2 separate regions of the Homo sapiens genome follow, and region 2 is linked to region 1. The links are chromatin loops, found by intact Hi-C in ENCODE. Cell type or tissue: heart left ventricle. All regions are shown on one strand.

What was found. Peaks named below come from ENCODE experiments on the same cell type or tissue, not always from the same donor. Only the 100,000 strongest peaks of a DNase experiment are listed, where the experiment ranks them.
Region 2: a loop joins it to region 1, with 9 times the contacts of the local background. A loop is called at or near these places in 14 of 110 quality-filtered maps.

What each region holds. Positions count from the first base shown.
Region 1 is chr5:178,939,950-178,942,449 of GRCh38, reverse strand. It overlaps ZNF454 (zinc finger protein 454), which reads right to left and starts at 1,252. Exons shown (of 5, transcript NM_001178089.3): 1 at 1,006-1,252. ZNF454-DT (ZNF454 divergent transcript) reads left to right here and starts at 1,435. Exons shown (of 1, transcript NR_186409.1): 1 at 1,435-2,500. In heart left ventricle, no CTCF peak of the experiment used is centred here; DNase peaks (open chromatin) are centred at 789 and 1,309; H3K4me3 peaks cover 2,110 bases; H3K27ac peaks cover 1,057 bases.
Region 2 is chr5:179,059,117-179,061,616 of GRCh38, reverse strand. ZNF354C (zinc finger protein 354C) reads right to left here and starts at 1,244. Exons shown (of 5, transcript NM_014594.3): 1 at 951-1,244. RefSeq lists an enhancer at 390-925. In heart left ventricle, no CTCF peak of the experiment used is centred here; a DNase peak (open chromatin) is centred at 1,296; H3K4me3 peaks cover 2,085 bases; H3K27ac peaks cover 1,060 bases.

The DNA of each region.
Region 1 (2,500 bases):
TCACTGAGCGATCTCAAGAGAATTCTTTTTTTGTTTGTTTGTTTGAGACAGAGTCTCGCTCTGTCACCTAGGCTGGAGTGCAGTGGCACGATCTTGGCTCACTGCAACCTCCGCCTTCCGGGTTCAAGCGATTCTCCCGCCCCAGTCTCCGGAGTAGCTGGGATTACACGCACCCGCCACCACGCCCGGCTAATTTTTTATATTTTTAGTAGAGACCGGGATTTCACCATGTTGGTCGGACTGGTCTCGAACTCCGGACCTCAGGTGATCGGCTCGCCTCGGCCTCCCAAAGTACTGGGATTACAGGCGTGAGCCGCCGCACTCGGCCGAGAATTATCTCTTTAACAAGTTATTCAGCTCCAGAACCCACCAGGATGTACCCGAAAAGGTGGGAGCGCTGGGGAGAGGCAACGGAGGGCAGTGTCTGGGTTCGACTGGATTGGAAGACCGCTCCGCTCTCCCTCTGCGGCTTTGGAACAGCTGCCTTATCTGGCAGTGACAGGAGAAGAGGAAAAGGAGGGTGGTCTTCTTCCTCCTCAGAAAGGAGGCTAAGAAGGCTCTTCACTGTCGAAGCCTCTCAGGCAAACCCTTCTCTGGCCTCAGTGTTCTCACTCTCTGGGGCCCAGTCTGGGTGGCCTGGAGTCACGGGTGGGCAGAAGCGGCGTTTGTGTGAGCTGGGCGGGAGGGGAGAGGGAAGGGTTAGGAACCCTAATCACACACAGCCCCGTCCCGCCCCTGCCGCTTCGCCAGGTCCCTCGGGGGCTGTGGCAGGGGCTGCGCAGCGGCTGCCTCCGGCCTTGGCGAGTTCCTGGCGCAGGACTCGGAACCACGCCAGGCGTGTATCTATCACCTGAGAGGAAACCCTGGGCTTCTCGGAGTCCGCTCCAAGACACATGCCAGAGGCCCTGGCTCCATCTCCTCCACAGGCACTCACAGACTCGACCCTCAGCCCAGGATGACCACCCCTGGCCGTCCTCCCTCTCTGGGATCAAATCTCAGACATACATTCCGGGAAGTTTGGGGCATTCGATCAGCGTCCTCCAGAATGGACCACAACCCGCACCTCCTCGGCTTTGCCTCCGCCCTTCTCCCCAGACGACCTCACGACCGCTCCCGCTCTCCCTCTGCGGCTTTGACCACCGTGCCTGGTCAGCCCCGTGTCGCTCTTCGAGGAGCCTCTGCCGGCGGCGAGAGATCGCAAGCGCCACATCGCAGTCAGAACACAATGAGCTGGAGTCTGCAGCCGGGAGCCGAACTGCGCTTGCGCGTTGCCCTGGGAACCCTTGGGCCGAATTCCCACAAGTCTCAGGGCTGCTGCAGTTCCGCCGGCCAGACTCCACTTCCCAGAGGGACAATCGGCGGAGACAGTGCTGCCTTGCGCCTGCGGGAACAGGGCCCGGCCCCGGCGCTTTAGGCGCGGAAACTACCTTTCCCAGAGACCCCTCCACGCCGACCTCAGCGCGCTCATTGCAACTTACAGAATCGGTTCCGTTCCGTTCGCTTTAGAACCAGGTCTCTGCCTTGCACTAAGGCGCAGGAAGATGCAGATCAGCGAAAAGCTGAAGATGGGGCAAGGGAGGTTAGTCCAGGGGAGCGACGCCCGATCGCTGACGAGAGAGGATCGGGAGGGTCCGGAAGACGGAGTGGGAGGCGACAGGGCGCGTTCCTGACTGGGACCGCGCCGAAAAGGCCTGGAAGGCAACAGAATTGCCCCTTGGCCTGGCAAGCGCCCGACACTTCCAGCCTGGCACTGCGGGCGGGCCAGCGTGTGCTGGGGTGGCGACGCCACAGCCACTAACGCGTGTGCGGTGCGGGAGGACAAGGATGTCGGGCAGGGATGTCCTGCTTGGCACCTCAGGACAGAGCCCATGGTGGCTGGCGGCCCCTGGAATGTTCGGGACGCAGAACACTTCGTGCTTGGGAACTTCTCAGAGGTGGGGACGAGGGAGAGGAAGGCGCCTGGATGCCAGGAAGTCTCCATCTTGGACAGCTGGGTGGTATTTAAGAAGGTGGTATTTATTTTTGTCGACCATATTTTGCAGAGACTGGCAAGGATGAGATGATGCCTAAGAATATCCAACTGGAGATACTTAGTTGCTTTTGAATAGGTAATTTGCATGGAGCTCAGGAAGGAAAGATGAGAGGGTTTTAACTTTGTTGGTCGTTAAAAAAAATCAAGAATGTGACCTGTTTGTCACATACGGAATTGTTGGCCACGTTTTAGGAAGCAGTGTCAGTGACTACAGCATTCTGTTTGGAGTTTTATTGAAGATTTCATTCCATAGACACTTTGGAGCACTTATGTGTCAAGTGCTTGACAAGGCCAGGGTCAGCCGCTGTGCAGCCCCTGTAGCAGTTCCCAGGGACCCGGCAAAGCACCAGAGGGGGAGGATGTTGTGTGAGTATCGCTGGTAACCCTTCTCTCTCGCCTCCCTCGTGACTCCAGGTCACTCAAACTGGGCTCCAGAGAGTAAGAACCCCGAGTCCAGGGGCTGGAGAA
Region 2 (2,500 bases), 120 kb before region 1:
AAAGAGGCTTCCCCGCATCCCTACCCTGGTGACAGACCCCACTGCTCGCCCTGAGTGGTCCTTCCGTGGAGTGCTGTGTTCTCCCCAAGAAACTGTGAGCATAATCCAACCACTCAGCTTTCCCAGCCTCTTTACTAGATCTTCGTCGGGCCTTACCACACTTTACCCAAGGTAACAGGATTAAGGCACTGTCCCCACCCAAAGCCAGAGCTTTGCTGTCCCTCCTAATACTCCACAGGTGCCGCCTCTAATGGCACCCACAACCAGAAACAGCCGTCGCTGCCCAAACACCAACCCCAGGTGGGAGAGGTGGAAACCGTGCCCGCCCCACAGAAAGCAAGGGAAGAGGCTGCCTGGGGCAGCCGGGCAAGTGTGAGGGCCTCCAGGCCCGCGATCTGCAGCGGCGACTCAGGGTGCCCCCTAGCATGGAGCCAACCTGGGGCTCTGCCAGGCCAGTTCCAGCGGGTGCCTCGACCAGCCCAGGGGAAGCTGCCACACAAGGCCTCGGTTACGCGACGAAGCGCACCTCCTCCCAGGAAGCGGTGAGTGTTTTCCACGCAGTATTTTCAATCTTCACATTTACAGATGTTACGGAGACTGAAAACCAGGAGGTCGTGACCTGCCCAAAGTCATAAGGGCCGGGAAGGCAATCCTGATCCTAGCCCCAGGCCCCAGTTACATCTGGGGCAATGACCTCGCCACTCTGCCTCGGTCTCCTCCTGACAGAGCGGGAACAGCGTACCGCCACCCTATCTGTTAGCAGGGATGCGCGGAGTTCGTTCGGGCGATGCGCTAGTCTGGTGCCTGGCACCCGAGCGCTCTCGGCGGGCATCAGCTATTGCTTTTATTATTTCCGTTACTCAGAAGAAAATGCACAGAAGAAAATCGCAGAATGAACAACGACAAAAGGCTGGCATCCCCACCCCAGCGGCCCGGCGCACCCAGCTCACCTGGCGAGGCGCTCCCTCCCGCGGGTCTCCGGCAGTCCAGGCCGCTCGCGGACGGCGCCCCGGGACCCAGTGGCCAAGGGGCCCGAGCCGCGTAGGGCTGGTCCCAGAAGCCCAGACGAGGCTGCACGCCGCCCACTCGCTGGAGAGGCCCGGATCCACCCCGGCCCGGAAGAGACCACTGCGAGCGCCTCAACCCCAGGCCGGCAATCCTAGCCAAGCCTGGATGGCCCAAGCCAGGAGAACCCCCGAAAGGCCGCGAGCTGTCCCCGAAACCCCGCCAACCGCGGGAGAACTACCACTCCCGGCATGCCTCCGGCCCCACGCCGACTACACTTCCCAGGGGACGCCGCGGTGCGCGCTGCGAACTCCGGGAGAGGAACCGCCTCCGCCAACGAGAGCTCTCAAAGGCGACAGTGCGCGGAGGGGCTGCAGTGCGAGGGAGTACGCACGCCGCACACGAGGCAGGAGGTCTCCAGCTGCTGGCCGTGCTGCCTACAGCCCGCGCACTTGTTAAGCAAGCGGAGTAGTTTGAAAAAACAAAACCGGAAATTAGATTCATTTAGGAGGATCAGTGTGCTGTAGCTCCCACCGCTGGTTGTGATTACTTTTCTGTTGATACAAAATAATTTACATAATGTATAGGGTCCATGTGAGTGCTTGTTACGTGCATAGACTGTAATGATCATCAAGTCACAGTATTTGGGGTATCCATCACCTTAAGCATTTATCATTTTTATGCGTTGGTATCATTTCAAGCCCTCTCTTCGATTTACTTTGAAATATACACAATATTATTGCCAAGTATAGTCACCCTAGTCTGCTATTAAATATTAGAAATTATTTCTTCCATCTAACTGTATGTTTGTACCCATAACCAACCTCTCTTCATTCCCCTTCCTTTCTGGCCTTCCTGGCCTTTGGTATCTATCCTCCTGTTGTCTATGTCCATGAGATCAAGTGTTTTAACTCCCGAATATAAGTGAGAACATGCAGTACTTGTCTTTCTGTGCCTGGCTTATTTCACTTAACATAATGACCTTCGGCTCCATCCATGTTGCTGTGAATACATTATTTCATTCATTTTTATGGCAGAATAGTATTCCATTGTGTCTATGTATGACATTTTCTTTACCCATTCATCTATTGCTGGTAGGTTGAGTCTATATCTTGGCTACTGCAAATAGTGCAGTGACAAACGTGAGTGCAGGTATCCTTTTCATATACTGATTTCTCTCCCTTTACCAGTAGTAGGGTTGCTGGATTGTATGGTAGTTCCATTTTTAGTTTTTTGAGAAACCTCCACACTGTTTTCCATAGTGGCTGTACTAATTTACATTCCCACCAATAGTGTATAAGAGTTCCCTTTTCCCCAAATCCTCACTGGCATCTGTCATTTTTTTGTCTTTATAATAATAATCATTCTAACTGGAGTGAGCTTATATCTAATTAGAAAGTGTTAGTAACCAAAAGAGCATGATATTTGTATAAAAATAGACACACACACCCCCCCATGGAACAGAATAAGAGAACCCAGAAATCAGTGCACCCAT